2 separate regions of the Homo sapiens genome follow, and region 1 is linked to region 2. Evidence: chromatin loops called from intact Hi-C (ENCODE). Cell type or tissue: CD14-positive monocyte. All regions are shown on one strand. Each heading gives the region's core, and the rest is flanking DNA. Links, peaks and the distances in the headings are about the cores only.

Region 1 (10,921 bases), core at 2,995-7,994, 110 kb before region 2:
TGAACTCAGGTTTTGGAGTGGTAGGGCTCAAATGCTTCACCAGAATCACATCCCGACACCCACATGTCCTTACTCCATCCCAGGAGCCTGCCGGCACTGGAGCTTCCTCCTCCTCTGCAGTGAGGCACCCTTCCTTTAGTGCCCTCGGCCGTGCCTGGCACACACAACCAGGCCGAATAAACCACCAGGCTGCCCTCTGAGACCCACCCAGCTTCCAGTGCACCTTCCCCAACTCCCGTCTCAATCACGTCACCTCTGCAGGAAGACTTCCTTGACTCCATCTGGGGAACAGCTCTCCGCACACTGACTGCTGGTTTCCTTGCTGATTTTCCTCCTCATACAATTACTGTGATTTATTTGTCTGCTTGCTTGGTTTGGTCTATCCTTCGCACAGAACTGTCTCTGAGGAGGGTGGGCACCTGGGGCTCTTGTTCACTGGCACACAGTAAAGATTATGAAGTGGATAGAGGACCATCAGCTGCAGACTGCCTAGGCACCGTCCTGATGTATCTGTCTTCCTTGCTTCCAAGCTCTGGCAAAGAATAAGGACACGGGGTCTTGTGTCCTCACAGCATGTGGGACCAGGTCAGGTATCTGTCCTAACTGCAGGGACCTGTGTCTAGGTCTACACCAATAGCATCAGCCTGCCCCACAGCAAGCTTCAGAGACAGCAGGGGCAGTGGGCATCCTGGACCCTGAAGGAAGCAGCTCAGTGAGGGCTAGTGTTCCTGGGTGCATAGACCTCAAGCCCAAGTCACTGACTTTCCTAGGGATGCTGTGAGCTAACCAAGGCCCTTTAAGGAAATCCCTTTATGTTGAAACTAGCTACTAGCTAGGACAGATTCTACCATTTGCAACTGAAAAGCATGAGCAAGATAGAAAAGCAATGGAAACATTTTAGAAAAGTAAAGAAAATGGGGCAGGTATTCAGAAGGGTGAGAGAGAGACAGAGAGAGAAGACAAAATTTCCACAGACTCTAGCATCCAAAATCTAGCTATGAAGCCAGCTGGGCGCAGTGGCTCACACCTGTAATCCCAGCACTTTGAGAGGCCAAGGCAGGCAGATCACTTGAGGTGAGGAGTTTGAGACCAGCTTGGCCAACATGGTGAAACCTCGTCTCTACTAAAATTACAAAAATTATCCAGGTGTGGTGGAAGGTACCTGCAATCCCAGCTACTTGGGAGGCTGAGACAGGAGAATCACTTGAACCTGGGAGGTGGAGGTTGCAGTGAGCTGAAATTTTGCCACTGCGCTCCAGCCTAGGCAACAGAGCTAGACTCCATCCCAAAAAAAATCTAGCTGTGAAACCTTTCCTATGATCCTAAGTATTTGTTTTCTTTCAGTAAAGGATCACGTCTTTCCTCATTGCTGCCTTACGTTTTTGTAGGAGGCCAAAACCCAGGCTTAACCCTGATTTTTGCCCTCTAAGAAAACCAACAGTTTATACTGCATGAATGGATTTTCTTGGTAATAGGAATTCTTAGCAACAACAACTGAGAGGTTTTATTTCTTCCTTTTGGGTCATATTGCAGCACTTCAGCGTGAAAGCAGGGTGTGTTATCTACACTTAGGATTTCAGGGTCACTGAAAGGGTCCACACTGATTCCCAGGCCACATAATGGATCTGCCACTCTGGCTTAACAGGCTGCCTGGACTTCCAGCATTATGATATAATTTGTTGGAATCAAGTATTGTCATATATAAAGAAAATATTTTTTCAAATATGAAGACCTCCGCAACACACACACACACACACACACACACACACACACACACACACACGGAAATAGCTGAGTAAGTAGCTATCTGCCGTGGGTCTCTCCAGCCACCAAATGGTCTTGACAGAAACAGCCACCTCTTTTAGGGAGATAGAGAGGAGAGGATTCAGAGACCACCTAGCCCTTTCCTAGTTTTGCCTTTTAGACATATGCAAGGGAAATAGTGAGATGGGTAAATAGTCCCTAGGTTAATAAAACCAAAAGACACCAACTCCATCTCACCACGCACAAAGAAGACTTTGTTCCAGAGATGGGACTCTGTCCTGGCAAGCTTCCACAATCAGGATGACCTTGGCAAGAATGCCTGGTCCTCCTGCCCCTCGGATGGCCCTGAGTAGGAGGAAGTTGATTAAAGAGTAATTTTTTAATGGAAATGCATTGTGTGAATTTCTGCCCTCGGGACAGGAGTATTTGATTAGTTACATGAGCAGGTAGAGACCGCTAAAACCTGATTAAAATTCTGCTCAGTGCCACCTTCTCTCCTCCCCACCCTCCTAACCGACACTCAGAGGCAGGTTGACTCTAAATAACACTGCAGCATATTTATCTCCCAAATCAAATCAATAGTTGGGGGCGGAGAGGCAAAATGAGCAGGAACATGGCAATTATGGGTCAGGTGAACCCACACTTGAAGTGGCAAAAATAGATTCATTCCAAGTTTCTTTCTTTCTTTTTTTTTTAATTGCAGAAAATCTTCATTACCTCTTTGTCCAAGATCCTGGTGGTTTTGCAAAGGATTCTGAGTTGGGGAGGGAACATTCTCGGGCATCTCATCTATAACAGGAGAAGGAATATACATGATTAAGCAGCTGAAAGTCCTTACAGTAGCAGCCTTGATTCCACATTTTGGTTGGTCCGTGGGGTCTCACCTTGTTTCAGTGAATTAGCTCTTCATCCACCTTCCCACTTGTCTGGTTCACAGTGTTCAATGAAGACTTGTTCTGCGATGCCCATAAAAGAATTTTGCCCTAGAGCCTTCCACTACAGGCTGACATTGATGGCTGAGTGCTCAGTCAATCTTCTCTCCTGGAAAGTCTGCTGGGTGCAGATGGCACCGTTGGATCCTGCACTACCCCAGTGCATGTGCCCCTGGGTTTGCCATGAAGATGTTGCATGAGCAGGTGCACACAGGCAAAAGCAAGTGGAGGCAGTGCATGTGGTAAGCATCCACATGTCTGCTGAATTGAATTCCTATACATAGTCTTCAACTCAAACACACACACACATGTCCAATAGATACAGCAGGTGCAGTGAGCCTTCAGGGGTCACCTACCACATGACGTGGTCCAGGAATCCCCATGCTGGAGACCACTGGCTGCCTGTTGGATTCTCATAAGAAAGGGGCCTGGGGCAGGAGGAAGGTGTTTTTCATATTTGGAATCCCACCTCTGTCATGTCCGGGCACGGCTCCCACAGGGCCACTCACCCTCTGCTGAACTCAGTCTCCTCCACCCTCACCTTGAGATGCCTTAACCCCTGGCTTGCTGGTGTGACAGGGTGCATTTTTGATGAATAATAGGGAAGCGGTGTCAATGTTTTGATGACTCTGGGGAGGCTGAACAAACCAAGGGGATCGCCGAACAGTTTGGAGGAGGGGAAGATGGGAGGCAATGTTTTGGAGGTCCTGACGAACTTGCATCTCAAAACAAAGAGAGGGTTTTTTATGCACTTGAGCCCCCGTGTATGCTGGACCCCTGCTACGCCTCAGCACGGATGTTCTGAATTTCTGCATCAGTCAAAGGCACAGACTCCAGAGTCAGACAGACCTGGGCTCCATTTCCAGCTCGGCCACTCCCCAGCTGCGTCACGTCAGACAGCTCAGCCTTCCATGTCTCAGCTTCCCCAACTACACAATGAGAATCATAATTCCTGACAGGGTTCTCCTAGGATGAAATGAAGCAAAGCACACGTAGCCTTTATCCTGTTCTGGCCCAAGATTTCTCAGCCTCAGCACTTGGGACTTTCTGTGTCAGACACTACTCTGAGGTGGGGTCATCTTGTGCCCTGCAGGATGCTGAGCGCCATCCCTGGCTTGCACCCACTAGATGCCAGGAGCACAACCCCCAAATGTGCCAATGACAATGCCCCCAGACATTGCTGAATGTACGCTGTGGAGAAGAATCCCCCTTGTTGAGAAGCATTGGTCTAGCCCATCAAGAGTACCCCCTAAGTGTTGGCTGCTTCCCGCTGTCACCAATACCATGACCACTCATGGGGACAGATAAGGAACAGGGACACTCTGCCTCGCACAGCTCAGTCTGGGCAGCCATTGAGGATCACAGACACTGAATTCAAGTAGGGTCATTCTAATGATTTGACTGGCTTTGATACTGAGTGCCTCATCCCTCTGCTTCTGTCCTTGACCCCAGACCCCATCTCTGCTCACCATCAGAAGCTCCTTATAAAAACACGGCTCTGACCATGTCATTACTCTATCTCCAAACCCATTTCTCCTGTCACTCAGATGCAACCCAAAACCCTTCCTGAGCCCCACAGGCTGTGCTCCTCCCACTGTTTCCCACATCCCAGGTCCTCCTCCACTGCTCCCACTCCCTGACCCCTAATTCATCTGAAGGCACCTGTCCCCTGGGCTCAGGTGGCCTTGCAGTTTTCCCGAAGACCTTGACCCACCTAATCTCCAGCCACCCGCTCCAGCCCTGAGCGGCTTCATCATAGCTGGCATCTCACAGCACACCCCGTGGGGCTGTCTGCTCCCTTATTTCCTGTGCATCTCCTGGCTGGAATGTGAGCCCCCCAGGGTGGGGACTTTGCCATTCTACTCACAGCTCTCACCTCAGTACCTAGTGATGTGAGAGCTATGAGCACCTGGTCCATAACAGCTGCTCCGAAGTATCTGCTGAATCCATGAGTGACTGAGAGACCAAAGTTCCCTGGCACTGGGAGAGGAGAATAAGTCACCCAGACACACTCACAGCTTTGGCTTCATTCCACAGCAGGTCCGTGGGCTCATTATGAGTCTGCCAGGAGGCCAGTGAATAAGACATAAGAGGCCATGGCCTCCCAGCGAGGAGAGGACCCTGAGTCGGCCCCCACGGCGCAGCCTTTCCCAGCACAGAGAAAAGAAAATATTGACTTCACAAATTAAAAGGAATAATATTAAAATTTTACAAACCTAATATAGGGTGGCCAGTCCCCTGCTCACCTTTCCTCAACACCGTCAGAGATGATTTTATGTGAACTCGCTGAAGCACAACATTCTCTCCAGGGTCCCTGTGAAGCTCCTCCCTGCAGATTGGGAGGGTTTTTCTGCCAGCTGCAAATGGGCTGTGGAGAGGACACCTGGCTGGTGTGTTTATGAATCCCTGGGAGTGTCCTTGTGTGTTTTCAGTTTCTGTGTCTGCAGCAGCCTTACACTGCCTGCCCTAATTCCAGCTGCTGCCACTGTGCACCACGGGGAGCACCCTCTTTCCTCTGGGGGTTGGGGGTAGATTTCCTTCTCTTGCAAATCCTTCTTCCAGCCAGACCCAGCCCCTCCTGGACCTCAGCTTCAAGGAGATACTGAGAAAGGAAGACCCCAGCAACATCACAGGGTCCTCTCATTTCTTATACTTTGCACCTGATTTGATCACAATGGACAGATGCTTTGCCTGTGTGGCACTGTTCTATTTCCTGTCGTTTTCTAATATAAAGGTGCCTCGGGGCAATGTCTCTGGCTCTGAGGGTGAGTGCTTGGCCCTCTGCCCATCCCTCTCACTGATGAAAGTGACCTAACAGTTCCTGTGCCTGGGCATTTTGGATATTGGCTTCCCCAGGAGGGTCTGTGGGTGAGCCATACCCTTCCTGTAACCTCCTTGGCCCTGCCTGACAGGCTCACTCTAGCAAAAAAATTAAGTTTCTTTCATGACATCATGCCAAAAGGACCGGATAAATTTTCACCCAATTTTGCGAGTATGTTAGCAAGAATCTGGCTTAAAATACAGGCCATGTGACACAGTCATGATTCACTTGGAAGGGCCTTGGGGCTCAGTAAGGGTCAGCTTCAGAGCAAACAGCAAAAGAGGTCACGTGGAATAAGAGGATAAAGACAGAAAAAAACGCAATTGGCTGTTTCAAGCATGAGTCCCAAATCAGAGTTCCTGAGTGGATGCACCCGAATGCTGGCGTCTGCAGTGGGGTTGCCTGGGTGCTCCATGAACCACGCTCGGTGAGGGGGTGGGGTGGGGGTAGGAGTAATGGGGGCAGGGGGCTGTTTACCTTCAGGGAGACAATCCTGTGTGTGCACCTATGGGTGTGCTATTCTGGCCTAAGTTGTAACTAAACCTAAGTTCAAAATATCTTTTTTTTTTTTTTCCGAGACAGAGTCTTGCTCTGTCGCCCAGGCTGGAGTGCAGTGGCGCCATCTCAGCTCACTGCAAGCTCTGCCTCCCAGGTTCACACCATTCTCCTGCCTCAGCCTCCCAAGTAGCTGGGACTACAGGTGCCCACCACCATACCCGGCTAATTTTTTGTATTTTTAGTAGAGACGGGGTTTCACCATGTTAGCCAGGATGGTCTCGATCTCCTGACCTCGTGATCCGCCCACCTTGGCCTCCCAAAGTGCTGGGATTACAGGCGTGAGCCACCATGCCTGGCCTTCAAAATACCTTTTTAAGAAATGTTTTATTTTGAAATTATTTTCAAAGTTATAAAAGAATTTGCAAGAATAGTACAAAGATCTCCAATACACCTTTTACCCAGATTCACTAATTTTTAACATTTTGCCTAGTTTTCCATACGTGTGCACGTGTGTGTGTGCAAGCTTGCGTTTCGGAGTCATTTTTAGGCAGGTGGCACCCACCGTGCCCATTTCTCCATGATGTTCAGTGTCTACACTCTAAGAACAAGACTTATTACATATTTTCAGCACAGTCACTAACTTCAGAAGATATAACATTAATACAAAAATCTAAATGATAGATCGTATTCCAATTTTGTCAATTGTCCCAATAATGTCCTTGATAGGATTTTTTTCCTGCACAGGATCCATCCAAGATCACTTGGTGCATTTAGTTCTCATCTCTTTAGTCTCCTTTTAATATGAAACAATTCCTTAATCTTGAGGCTTGTTACTCTACAGCCTGTCCATCAACTGGACTTTCCCTGTGTTTGCTAATGGGTAGGCTGACCCCCTGGTGGTGGGTAGACACCCTCCACTAGTATCTACCTACTGGCCTGATTGATGAAATGAGGATCCTCAAAGTGGCCCCAGAAATTTCTGAGTGTCCTAATAGGAGTTCTTACCAGGTGCCTGTCCACCAGCTCGAAGCCATGGCCCCATCCATCCACCTAGACTTCCTCTCCCACCTGACTGCACGGCAGCCTGGAACTCCACCTGGAGAGGCCACACTGGGCTGCCCCAGCCCAGCAGGGACTGCAACATCCTGTACCTTCCTGTCAGCATTTTCAGGGAGCTCCAGATGGACGTAAGGAGAAAATGAACCGCCCCCCTCCCCGCCCCCGGCCAGTGCTGGGGCTCCAAACTGCTTACAGTTAGGCTGGAGAGGGGCAGGAGCTGCCCAAGAAGGATTCCATCAGCTTCTTCCCACCTGAGGTACTGACTCAGCCACAGACGGACTTCTGTCCTGACCATCTCTCTCCTGAGCTCTCTCCAGGTAGGAATGACAGTGGCTGCAGACATACATGGGCATCAGTGCACCTGCAGTTTGCAGTAAACACCCTCCCTTTACATACCTAATGCTCACCCTTTAAGATTCTTTCCTACATGGAGATTCTGTTAAGCCCTCTCTCTGTCACTGCCACCACTACAGCCAGGAGGTCGGACCTCAAGTTGCCAGGAGCCCCAAGCATCAGGCTGAAGAAAGAAGCTGGCTGGAGAAGGGTGAGGAGCCTCCTCAAAACACGGAAGGCTGCTACCTGGGGGGCACTTGCAGCTCTGAGTCCAGAATGGGTAATGGGAGCAGCCTTGGCCCAGGATGGGTGGAGGCTGCAGATGAGCCCTTGCTTTCCCACACCTCTCTCAGGACAGTGCAGAGACATTTTCTCCACTTCCCTCATGGTGCCACAAAGGCTGCAAGTGGGGTCAGTTGCCTCATGGAGTATAGCTTGAGGATGCACCTTCAAGGATGCAACCTCCTTCAGTCCCTGTCTCCCTTCCCCACTCTCTAACTGGTGTTTCCTTCAATCACTCAAATCCTTATCTCGAGAGAAATCCCAACTCAGAGACCCCACATCCCCTCAGAAAGGTTCTTGCAGGTTTTCTGTGTTCACATCTTAAGTGGTCTGAGCTTTGGAGACAGGTGGTCTGAAGTAGACTCAGCCTCCCTGTGCAGAGAGGCAGGCAGCCAGCTCTCCTTCCACTGCCTGACCTTGGCCCCTCAGAACAAAGGGCAGATGTCAAGTCAGACGTCAAGTCAGACAGAACGTCCTGGCGGGTCTGAGGTGCCTCCGTACCAGACAGCTCCTCAGAAGCCTTGGACAGGTGGAAGTGGCAGGGGGACGAGTACAGGAATCAAACAGAAGCTGACTCCCTGGATGAGACTCAGACAAGGGGATTGCTAAAGCCCCTCTGCCCCGCAAGAACTCCTGCCTCCCTGCATCTGCTGCAGACACCTTGAAGCTAATAGGAGTGGGTGATGACTGTAACCCCTTATGAGTTATTAGCAATACTGGCAACTGCGAAATAAAAATAACCATTGAAACACTGGAAGACACCTTGAATTGCAATTCAATTGCAATAATCATTGTTATTGTAATAGTGAGTTAGAAAATGATTTTCTGTTAATAAACCAATGAGTAAAGGACGATTCCATACTGCAAGTGTGTGGGCTTGGCCCCGACCAATGATTTGAGAATAAACCCTCATCCCTGGACAGTCAAGGCGTGGGTGGTAGGGTGGGCAGGGGAAGAATGATAAATATTTTTGAATGTACACCCTCCTAGAATAGCAGCAACAAATCAATGGGCAGAGCACCTAGGAGCTGAGAAGTAAAAGACAGGCGGATAAGATCCAGAGACCTTGAATGACATTACTTATGTGACGCTGGAGTGAATAAACACCAGCCTGGGTTGGATACTCGGCACTAGAACTGTTAAGGGGGTGAGTGGAGGCGATGAGAACACTTATAGCCTGTGAGTTTCAGGGGCTACTCTGCCAAGTGCATTCTCGGGGTTCTCTTGTCCCATCCTCCAACCACTCAATCAGTCAGATAGTTCCACTGTTGTCCCCACTTTACAGGTGCCAGCAGGGAGAATCACAGAGGCTGAATAACCAGCCCACGGCCCCACCTGGTAGACGGTGTATACAGGACTCCAACCCCAAGACTCCAAGGTTTTATGTCCATCCTAAAAGACAGGGAAGTCGAGCAAAAATAAAAGAGTTGGGTCAAGGCTGTTTTGTGTGATAGGGAAATGTAATGCAGGAGAAAAACCACACACCCAGCCATATGAAATGGGAAGCAAGCACATTTGAGCACCGACAAGGTTAACCTTTTAATACAGAAATAATTCCATGTTAATGTGCTTGGTTTTCAACTTGCTGTGACACTATAGCCAAGGCATTTGAATCTGTTTGCGATTTTAAATGTCAAAAAATAGATGCATTTGGAAGTGGAATTTTGAAATTATGTGTTTCTGGTTCCCTCCCCTTCACATTCCTTTCCTTTCAAGAAAAATAAGGTGTGGCCCCATACAGCACCTTCTAATGAAATTTTAATGTATTTTGGAGTATTTTCAGGCACTCTACAATTTTATAGAGATGAAAATATAAAAGCTCTCAAAAGACTTCAAAACTGAATTAGTCTGCAACATATATTTAAGCTGTATTTCTTTTTGACCCAGTTTATTTTTAAAAGTCCAAAAAATATCAAAGGAGCTTCTTTCTCTCTCTTTTTTTCTCTTGGTTCTTCTTCATAATTTAACAATTATTGAACAGCTAGTATGTGCTGGGTGCCTTACAAGAATAATGTTATTCAATTAAAAGAGCAACCTGGGAGGTTGGTTGTGCTGTTATTTCTATTTTAAAGGCAAGGAAACTGCACCTCAGGGAGGACGACGGACCCTGCAGGTGAGGCAATGAGCCAGGGTTTGCAACAGGGCTTATGTCTCTTAATTTGATACAGCTGGGGTATTTGGTTCTTCCGTAGTTTTCCATTGTTGCTATAACCCATTGCCACAAATTCAGTGACTGAAACACCACCAATTTCCTATCTCACCCTGCGGCAGTAAGAGGGCTGGCATAGGTCTCACGGGGCCAAAATCAAGGTGTCTTAGGGCTGTGGTTTCTCTCTAGAGGCTCTGGAGAGAACCTGCTTCCTTGCCTGCTCACTGCGTGAGTGGAACACATTTCCTCACTGTTGCAAGACCAAAGTCCTGTCTCCTTGATGTCAGCTGCGGGCCCTGCCCAGTGTCTAAAGGGAGCCTACACTTCTTGGCTTGTAGCCCCCTTCCTCCATCATCCCAGCCAGCAGTGCTGAGTCTCTTCATGCTTTGAATCTCTTCTCCTTCCTCTCCTGTCTCAACCCTCTGAGCACTCTTCCACCTTCCTCCAGTTTTAATGACTCATGGTTACATTGGGCCAGGATGATCCAGGAAAATGTTTTTGCTGTTTGTCTTTCCAGCATGTTTCTCCAGCCCTCTCCTTTTTTCTGGTGACATAGGCTCTCTCTGCCCACAGCATGACTGAGGTGCATCCAAGCTAAGGCCCAGTTATTCAGAGTCTCCTCTTGCACGCGTGTCTGTCGGAGCCGCCAGAGAAGATCACCCCACAGCACAGAGCTGCCTGGCTGGCTGCCCTGTCACATGCCAAGAGCCCACCTGTGCTGGTACAGAGTAAGAGCAATGCATAAAGAGAGCCCAGCAAAGGAGAGGGGGACAGTGGAAAGATGGAGAAGAGAACACGGGGGAGGGAGTGTGGGTGGGGAGAAAAGAGAGAGAGAAGGAAAGAGAGAGCTCAATGAGCATCCTTCAGTCCTTCTTGAACACTGGGCCAATATTTTAATCTATTGATTGATTCATTGTAGGGGTAATTTTATTCAGATTTCAGTGATTTACAGCTGAGAAAATCCAGGGCTTAGCAATATTTTGTTCAATAAGAGAGAGAAATGGTCAGCCTACTCACCACGCACCTTCTTAGACTGTTAACACATTACCCTAAAGCAACACTCTTCAGTGCCTGCCATGCCCA
Region 2 (10,566 bases), core at 3,863-8,862:
CATTGGGAGGCATTTAAATATTAGTTTCCTCTTTTCTTCAATTCTCCACTCATGACCTTTCACAGTTATCGTTATTAATTAGCCCAGCAGTCACTGCTTTCTATCATTGTGGCTCCTCTCTGTAAGCCTCCCTACTGGTCCTCCTAGGGGAACCATACACATCCAGTGTGGGGTTCTAAGCACAGTTAAGTCCAGCTGAACCGCGTTTCCATCCTCAGAACAGAAGTCTGGAGCTTTTGGTTCTATGGTGTCAAGGCATCACTGTAGGTAGTTCATGCTTTACATCTTCTACCTTAGGTCCCCTCTCTAACACCAGTTAAAGGATTTTCTTTAATCTCAGGTGATTTGGATAAGTGTGGATATGAGAAGCAGGAGTCAGACTTTACTTTTTGTTTCACCCACAGCCAGATCTAATGACCACAGGTGACGGTCTTGACTGGAGTTCAATACTAATCTGGCTTAATGGATTTCTCGAGTTTACTTCATTTTTTTAATTCAACCTGTAGCTTAAAAAAGAAAAAGAAAGTTTAAATGGCTCAATGCAATCAAGTTGCTGCATCATTCAATCCCTGTCAACAGACTGGATCTGTTTATACTTTGGTTTCCCTCCTGCTGGTCACCTGTACATTATGTCAAGCAGTAACCAAGGATCAAATTTATTTCCAAATGACGGCTAACAGGGAATAGGCAGATACAGTTTTCAGATATCTATGTCTTTTGATAGTCTGCAAAGTTGCCTGAAGAAAAAGAAATATAATTCTCTTTATTTTTTAAAGCAAAGAGAATAGGGAACACAACACACATTGATGCTTCATAAGAAGCGTTTGCCCTAGTTTAGAAATCCAAATTTCCTCCCACTTCAAGTCGGGAGGATCACTTTGGTGTCAATTATTAGATAATTATAATCCCCAAAGATCCTATTTGGGAGCCATGTGGGCTTTACCTTATTGTTATTCTGGAAAGGCAAGCTGAGGGAAGAAAAGGTATGCTTTCACGATTCACGAAGACAAGTCATATATCTAAGGCATGGGTTGTGTGTGTGCACACACTGCATACTCAACATTCGGGGAACATGTTTGATCTCCACATGATCGGGCACATTGTCCTGTCGAGCCAGATAGAAAGTAGCTCCTGATAATGAAGAAGAAAGAAACTATATGCAACACATGGTCATGGGCATAGAAATTGGGGCTGTCCTGGAGGTCACACACACAGCTTCAGTGTTCAGTCTGCAAGTGAGCTGGCTGAGCAATCCCAAGCAGTCTCAGCTCCCAAATACAGGAGGCCATCCTATTCAGAGCATCTTCCCTTGGAATTGGCCACCATGCTAAGAGAAAGAACTATCTACTTTAGAACTGCTCTTGAGGTTCTGAACCTTGGGGCAACCCAAGCCTTTCCTTGCCCCTGGTTCATGGCACCTGCCAGCCATTCTATAAACATTTAAGTGCATATGATATATCAGTCTAAGGCAAATTTGTGACTGAGGTCATCATTCCCCAGACCCCCATGTCAGCAGTCGCCCACTGTGGGGGCTGCCTTTGGAGGCTGCGGTCTAGTCTTGTTAGCAGGGGTGGATCTGTACAAGTCTGCAGCAACTCAATTCTTGCCTTGCAGAAGAAAGAATACAGCCAAGGGGCAGCAGGCAGGGTGAGAGACTGAGGCAAGTTTTAGAGCAGGAGTAAAAGTTTACTAAAAAGTTTTAGAGAAGGAATGAAAGGGAGTAAAGTACAGTTGGAAAGGGCCAAGCAGGCGACTTGAGAGATTCAAGTGCTCTGTCTGACCCTCGACTTGGGTGGGGTCTTGTATGACATGACTCCAGGGTCCACATTTCTTCTTCCCTGATTCTTCCCTTGCAGCAGGCTGCTCCCATGCAGTGGCCTGCCAGCACTTGGGAGAGGAGCATGCACAGTGTGTTTGCTGAAATTGTGTGCAAGATCATTACCCTTTCCAGGTAAGCATTCCTAGAGGAAGGTCACATACCAGTTAAACTCTGCCATTTTGCCATTTAGTGCACATACTTGGGCCCACTCATCCAGCTCCTGAGATCCTATCAGGAAGCTGATCACCAGCTTCAGATGTTTCCTGTCTACTGGAAGACAGCCTTTCCCTAGTGCCAGGCATGGCCAATTAGAGACAGCTTAACAACAACCTGGCTATCACCTGATGGTCACCTGACATCCCTGGGGCAGGGGGCCCTCTTCTGCCCTGCTCATGTCTGCCTAAATACCAACTCTAACAGTCTGATGCCCCAAACATCTTATTATGAAAGGACCGCTCCTGCTCCCTCTCTGGGTTTTTGAACTTCCCACTCTATCACAAGTGTCCTTGCTCTCCACCCCTCAGCCCCTGCATCTCTGAGACTTTCCATGCTTACTCTTTACAGTCCTGCCTGGCCTCTCTCTCCACCTCGCGGCCCTTGCATCTCTGTGACATTCCATGCTTTTTTATGCTCCCCCTGGCCTCACTCTCCACTCCACAGCCCCTGCATCTCTGAGACTTTCCATGCTTACTCTTTATGCTGCCCCTGGCCTCACTCTCCACCCTGTGGCCCCTGCATCTCTGTGACATTCCATGCTTATTTTTTCTGCTCCCCCTGGCTCATTCTCCAACCCTTGGCCTCTGCATCTCTGCAACTTTCCACGCTTTCTCTTCCTGCTCCTGCCTGGCCTGTTTTCTTCCATACTGCTTCCCCTTTCCTCTTTGTCTTTGTATCTTTTCCTGCTTCTCCCTCTTTGTGTCTGTCATTCTTTATTATTTATGAAACAGATCCTCAGAGTGCTCTCTTCACAAAGAAAACTGAAGAGTGAGGTTTCTCTCTGCTTTGAATATTTGGCTTTCTCCTCCTGAAATAGGACATAACTCTCTGGATACCTCGGTGCCGGCCCACCATTTCACAGGGTTTCTGAGTGGATATGTTAAGACCATGTGAGTATAAAATAATCCACCCTTATGCAAATATAGAAAGTATTAATTTTAAAGTCATCTAACAGGATTGACATCCTGAAATTATTTTTCTAATAGGTCTTTGTTGCTCACCTATTTTTGCTCTGCAGTGCTTTCCATGGGGTGGGGAAAGGGCCATAGAGGTGAATGATACATGAAAGGGTCATTGTTCTGACCTGGCCAAGCCTGACCTTCAGAAGGACCATCAGCAAAATTCCCACAGATTGGAATGGTTGCTATAAAGGGAAAATGCAAGGTGTCTTGATGAAGAATATAATGGGGGCTACTTCACCTCAGGTGATGTGTTAGTCACTCAGGCTGCCATAACATAATATCACAGACTTGGTGGCTTAAACCAAAAGAGATGGATTTTCTCATAGTTCTGGAGGCTGTAAGTCCAAAATCAGGTGCCAGCATGGTCGGGTTCTGGTGAGGCCTCACTTCCTGGGTTGCAAATGGCCACCTTGTCACAATGTCCTCTGTAAACCAAAAATAAAATTCAAAGTCCCCTGACTGAAGGCACCCTCCTCTTGGCCAAGGGGATTTCAAAATAAACTGGTTCAGACCATGATGGGAAGTGGGTGTCCGACATGCCTCCTTATACCCTCCTCCCCTGGAATTCAGGCACAACTGACCAGCTTTAACATTAAAATGTAGATCTTAAGACTGACAGAAGAAAATCCATGTAGCAATAAGATATCAAATTCCAACCTGACTCTAGTAGAACGTCACATGACAGATAGCAGGCCCTGAAAGAAATCAAAGTATTTTCCCCCAGAACATATTTCATTGACATATTTTGAAATGGTCCTGCAAAGCTGTCTCTCATGGGGAAAATCTACATTCCATAGAGAATCCCCTTCCCTTTCCAGGTAGTTTCCTACCCAGGAGAGATTTAACTAAGAGTCTGGCACATTTTAGCACCTGATAAAAGACATTTACTATTAATATCTATTTTCTGAGGCCCGCTACCTAGAGGCTTCATCTACATAACAAGAAATTTGGCTTCCACAACCCTCCTTATCTTAGCATTTCTTTCTGCTGACTTCAACTCTTCAGGCAGAGCTTAACCCTGTCAACAAACTGCCATCAGGAAATCTTTAAATCCACCTATGACCTGGGAGCCCCTGCCTCTCCAGGCCAAACCAATGTACACCTTGCACGTATTCATTTCTGTTTTTATCTATAATTTCTATCCCCTGAAAATGTATGAGATCAAGCTATAACCCAATCACCTGGAGCACATGTTCTCTGGACCTCTTGAGACCATGCCTCAGGCCTTGGTCACTCATTTGTGGCTCAGAATAAATCCCTTCAAATATTTTACAGAGTTTGACTCTTTTTTGTCAAAACCCCACAGAGCCTTCCCTCTGTGCGTGTCCCTGGAGGAAGAGAGAGTGCATGAGCTCCACCATTAAGTCTGCAAATTCATAGACCCCTCTCTTATGACCTCATTTAACCTTAATTTCACTCGTGTCCGTGTAAAGGGACCACCAAACAGGCTTTGTGCGAGCAACAAGGCTGTTTATTTCACCTGGGTGCAGGCGGACTGAGTTCAAAAAGAGAGTCAGCAAAGGGTAGGACTGTTTTATAGGATTTGGGTAGGCAAAAGAAAATTACAGTCAAAGGGGATGTTCTCTGGCAGGCAGGGGCGGGGATCACAAGGTGCTCAGTCGGGGAGCTTTTGAGCCAGGATGAGCCAGGAGAAGGAATTTTACAAGGTAATGTCATCAGTTAAGGCAGGAACAGGCCATTTTCACTTCTTTTGTGATTCTTCAGTTACTTCAGGCCATCTGGATGTATACGTGCAGGTCACAGGGGATATGATGGCTTAGCTTGGGCTCAGAGGCCTGACACTTAATGACCTCCTAAAAGCCCCATCTCCAGATGCTGTAACATAGGGGGATTAGAGCTTCAGCACATGAATTGCAGGGGTGGTGGAGGGATGGGGAGTAGAGACACAATTCATTCCGTAACAAGTGGTCAAGAAAAGACTCTCTAGGATGGTGACACTTATGGTGAGACCCGAAGAATGAGAGGGAACCTGCCATCTGAAACTCTGGGGAAAGCCCACTGCAGAAAGAGGAACAGTAGGTGAACAGGGGGAGAAATAAGTTGTAGAGATTAGCATTAAGCATTCTATTTCACATTTGTTAAATTTGAGGCTTGTGTGACATCCAAATGGATCAGTGAAGCAATGGAATAAAAGAATGGAAAATCCAATAGTAATACAAATAATTTATTCCTTGCCAAAGTACAACCATCAAAGGTTTCAAAGATACATGTGTATGGCTTTCTATGCCTGCCCTATCTGGATCATTGTCTTAATCGCTTGGCCATCATGAAACAAGTCATTTGGGTGTGGAGGAGGATGGAGAATCAGTTGGCAAGCGTGGAGCCAGGCTAGCTTCAAGTGCAGCCCAGAGAGCCAGGTGGAGAAAATCAGCACCAAGACTTTTCCCAGGTGAAGCACTTCATCAGGCTTATCAGAGGAAGTGTGTTTAGGGGTTCATTAGAGAACACAATTAGTCAAAACAAATTCTTCCTGTCTGGGAAGCCACCAAGTCCTTAAAAAAAAAATGCTGTATGAGCATCCCCAGTGGCCAATTGTGCATCCAAGAAAATGCTGCTGTCACCATCTGAGTAAGTTTCATTAAGTCCAAATGCCTCAAATTGCCTTCTTTTTCTTCCTGAAACCCTCAGCTTTTTAATTCCCTGAAATCCATGGTCTTTGACTTCCCACTGCACACAGTTGTTTAGATAAATCCATTGAAGATCTCTGCCCACAAAGCATACGATTCTGGAGAAAGGAAGAGACACTTCCCAAACCCCATGAGGCCTCACCCACTTCCTGCGAGAAGTTCAGAAAAGATCCCTCTGTGTTCTTGGTATCAGAGAGCACCTCGAGACATCGAGAGGCACTGGTGATGTTAGTTAAATTGCACATATAAACAGAATGCATCCGATTTTAATTGCTTTATTCCTCTCTACCAAACAAAACATGTATAAGCCTTAGCAGGCTGATAAAGGCCTCCAGGCACTGTTTTAACAACTTGCATATAATTTGCAGTTTGCAAGCACTGGTGAGGAAAGGCCTGCTGGGGGCAGAGGCTCTGTTACAAATCCTGGAGGTGAGGTTGCCAGGAGGGGAAGGAGGAGTGGGAAAAATTCTTATTACTTTGATTGTGTATTTTAATTCCAATATATTGAAAAAAAATGCACTCATTTTGTAATATAATTGTGTCAATGTGTTTTAATACAGCATGTTGTTAAAGTTACTTATACATTCCTGGGAAGATAAAATCTAGGGGCTAGAAGTCAGTCATTTAAATAATATGAAAATATCCGGGGCTCATTTGATGACAGTGTTTCAAATATTGGACCAAACAAGAAGTAATTCTCCCAACTTCCTATGATCTTTACCCCTTAATGTTACTCCAACAAGTGCTATTTTGAATTAATTCCATCTCTCATTTATTATCTTGTTACTGGAAAAAGGAGTCCCAATCCAGACCCCAAGGGAGGGTTCTTGGATCTTGTGCAGGAAGGAATTCAAGGTGAGTCACAGAATACAATAAAATGAGATCATTTATTGAAAGCTACTCCAATTACAGAGTGGGGATCCTCAGAAAGTGAGAGAAGGAACACATCATCCTTGTTTTAAGTTTTTCTTCCATAGCGGTCTTATCTATGCAAAAGCTAAGCTAAGCTATGACTATGTGCAGACGGGCTGACAGCGTGACAAAATTTATTATTCTGCTGATTTAAAGAAAACTGTATTTGGCATTTTAGTGCATATGTACATCAAAGCATAATAAGAAGTATCTTGAAGGCATATATTTTTATGTACATTGGGGCATCTGGACATTTTGTTGTCATAGGAGTTTGTCCTTGCAGTCATTGTAAACTGCTTCCTTAGCCATAAACATCTTATGACCATGGGTTGTGATTGGCAAGGAATGCGCCTTGCTGGTTTTAAGATGGCATTAATTCTAAAATGGTGTCACCTGGGCTCTCCTGGGCTCCTGTTTCCCGACAAAAATCTCCTACAAGGGAATGGAGAGTGGACACAACATTTCCTGGGAAAAAACCATAAGTCTCTTGTTCAATTAGAAAATGCTAAAAATTGGGCTTATCTGAGTGTGTAAATTATGTCAAAGAGTTGACAGATGACATACGTTGATATATTCATGAAAGGGGGCATTTTTCCTTTACATATAAGGAAGAGAGTTTAGGTTTCAAGTTTATATGTAAAGAGCTTGAGAGTCATCACTCCAGTCCTTCCAACAAATAAAAGTTGGACAAACTGAAAATCAATGACCTTTCTTGAACCTATTGGAGAACTGAGTTCACAGTGTGAAACAGAGCTCATGGGAGGCCATTGTTTAGGACTGGCCTCCTGCACTAGGCCCTGGGCAGACCAGAACAGAGTCAATGTACTGAGGGCTACCTAATGAAACTGAACTTTGAAATGAACCAGTTTTCCTAAAAAACGAGAGATTCTGGTTAACCTGAGTCAGCATAAGAAAGTTTCCTTTGTTTTAGTCCCATAAGGAAAATATCTTCAAAATGACCAGTCAGCATAATAAGAAAGTTCTCTTTGTTTTAGTCCTACAAGGAAAATATCTTCAAAGTGCCCAATCTGCTTTCTGTTTCTGCTTTCTTCAGCCCCTTTCTGCCCATGAAGCCAACTTCCTATGCTCAGCTCATTAGAACACGGACTCTATAGAATGAGGTGTTGACAAATTGAAAATAAAAGCCCATTAAGACCTTTAAGTTTGTTTTAAGTTTGCCTTTTGATAACAGGGTAAGTCACTACCCAGAAATCTGGAATCTCTCCATCTCTGGATGAGTCCAGAGAATCACAGCTGAACTCTGCCTCTCTGGAGCAGAAGCCGCTGTAGACATAAACTGGTAGGAACACTTAGATGATCAAGTTGACACATTCCTATGAACTGAATGTGTGAGACTGAAGAAGGCAATGTAAGACTGGTCACTGCAGCCTTGGGGAGACCTCACACTTTTATGGATTTTATCTCCAGGAGCCCTTCAGGTTCTGATGGTGAAGATCCTGGAAAGAGCTGCTCCCAGCTTTGGCAGGGAAAGGAAGAGTATTCCTTATGAAAGACACCAGACCTTCTCCTTCCCCTGGAAGGTCCACTCTCCAAGGGAAAGACTTCTCAGCCTCATTCCAGCCTGGGGAAGGGCATTTTCTACTGCAGCTCCCTCCAGCCTTCCAGTCTCACCTAAGGCTGGGGGAAACACTTGTGAAGTCACAGGCCAGACACAGAGCCCCACTGAAAGACTGAGATTTAATTTGATGATTATAGGACACTCCCCTTCCCCTACAATTTACCACCTCAACAACAGGGCTTCAGTATAACAGCAGTGAATTACAGTTGAAACAGCTCCAGACAGAGGCTCTGAAGAGCAGGACTCAAGGTCAAGAGGCGAGGCTTCTGGCACCTACAGCAAATATTGAACACAGCCCAACTCTGAGCCAGATGAACATAAATCCTCACACTAAGGCCTGTTGACCTCAGTTCCTATTGCTCTGAATTATTAGCCAGATAATTTAAAATACTGTGGTTAGTATGTTAAGGGTTCCAGTGAAAAACTAGATAACATGCAACAACAGATAAGTAATATAAGCAGAGTGATGAAAATACTAGGAAAGAATCAAAAGGAAATACAAAAAATCAAATCACTGCAAAAGAAATGATGAATGCCTTTGATGGGCTCTTCAGTAGCCCAGACAGAGCCAAGGAAAGAATCAGTGAGCTTGAGCATATGGCAACAGAAACTTCCCAAACTGAAATGCAAAGAGAAAAACATATTTAACAAAAAACAATAGAATCCTTAAGAACTGTGGAACAACATCAAAAGGCTTTATGTATGTATTATCAGAATACCAGAAAAAGAGAGAACAGCACATGAGTGTTCAAAGTAATAATGGCTAATAACGTTTCAAAATGAATGATAGACCCAGAGAACTGATAAATACAAAACAAGCAACAAATAAACAAAAGCCACAATCACATACCCTTAGGTATATTATGTTCAAACTGCAGAAAACCCAAAGACTAAGAGAAAATCTTGAAACAAGATTATTGATATTTAAAAGGCAAACATTTAAAATGACAGGAACAATTTATTGAGTGATTATGGCACATGGAGAAGTGGGGTGAAGGCAACAACATCCCAAGAATTTGAAGGAGGAACTGGGAATGTTCTGTTAGGTGGCATCTGCACTGCCTGGGGGGTGCCCAGTGTTATCTGAAGGTGACTTATTGGTAAATGGGGAGAAGGGTCCCCAAGGAGGTAGAGTGGCTTGGTAAGTCAGTGGGTGCACCAAGCATGGATAGCAATGTGACTGGAGCCAGAGAGACGGGGGCTCAGCCCCAATCCCACTCACTGTGCCAGCTTCAACAGGGTTTTCACAGCTTTTACTCTCAGATACCTCATCTCAGAAATTAAAGCTATCAATAGTTCCTTTGTAAGTCTCTCTGGAATTGACATAAAGCAAGTAAAGCTGTCCACATAACACCTGGCACAGGTAAATCGCCTATATATGGGAACTGTTATTATTTCAATTGACAGCAGTGGCGCTCATATTGTGGTTTCCCCAGACCAGCAACATCACCTGCAAATGTGTTAGAAATGCAAATTGTCAGCTCTCACCCCAGATCTACTGAAGCAGGAACTCAGTGAGTGGGTCCAGAAATTTGTGTTTTAATGAGTCTTCCAGGTGTGCTGATGCTTGCTAGTGCACGAGAAGCACTGCTTTATACAATGAAGAAATTACTAGTGAGGCCAAATACTGAATGGCAACTCTGATCACCTGGCTTTCCTGACATCAAGCTCTAACATCATAAGTAGCTCAGACAACAGTGTTGTTAAACACAGCTATTATTGATCACATTCTACCTTCACTATCAGAGGCAGCTCAATGCTTGGCACATAGTAGGTCCCTAAAAAACACTCAAGTGAATCAGGACCACAGCTCTCCCCATGTAACCTCACTATTTCGATAAGGAAGGCAGAGCGTCCAGCAGCTTCCTGCTCCACCTTGCCCTGTGTGCTTTGCCATCTGATGACAGCCCCATGAAGAAGTCAGAGTTTGACTCCTAAATATAGGACTAAGGGGACTGAGATTTGATCCTACAGCCTCTGTTTTCAAATGAGATAAGGCTGAAAGGCCACATGACTCCCTTCATAAGTGATTCAGGGAGGAAAGAAAACTAGAGCTAAGATCACCAATTTTTTTGTTGTTCTTTGTTCCATGGTTGTGCTGAACCCCTATTAAGCTCAATAGGAAGGCCGAAGAGACCCAGAGCTAGCAACCAAGCCATGGGGTTTTATTAGGGGCTTACGTGCAGGGAGAGTGTTCAATGATGGTGGGCTGAACAGGGAAATCACCTTATGTACAGAAATGCTCCAGTGGTGGCGGGCCGGGCAGGAAAACTGTAACCTCTTCTGAACAGCATGTCATGTACATACCATTTTCACTTAACACCCTCCTGGTAACCTCGCCCTGGCAACCTTCATCCAATCCCAAACTCAGGGCCTCAATCCCGTGAACGGCCCACGTTCCACAGAACAGGCCAGGGGCTCAGATGTTTA

The links. Peaks named below come from ENCODE experiments on the same cell type or tissue, not always from the same donor. Only the 100,000 strongest peaks of a DNase experiment are listed, where the experiment ranks them.
Region 1: it touches region 2 in a loop (2.1-fold over the local background); 6 of 110 quality-filtered maps call a loop at or near these places.

The regions. Positions count from the first base shown.
Region 1 is chr20:60,249,845-60,260,765 of GRCh38, reverse strand. All of the region lies in intron 3 of MIR646HG (MIR646 host gene), which reads right to left. It overlaps LOC105372698 (a long non-coding RNA gene), which reads right to left and starts at 4,975. Exons shown (of 2, transcript NR_171673.1): 1 at 4,913-4,975. In CD14-positive monocyte, for the core only: no CTCF peak of the experiment used is centred there; no DNase peak of the experiment used is centred there.
Region 2 is chr20:60,140,592-60,151,157 of GRCh38, reverse strand. All of the region lies in intron 1 of MIR646HG (MIR646 host gene), which reads right to left. Among named protein-coding and RNA genes, the nearest start is that of MIR646HG, 7.4 kb to the right of the region's middle. In CD14-positive monocyte, for the core only: no CTCF peak of the experiment used is centred there; no DNase peak of the experiment used is centred there.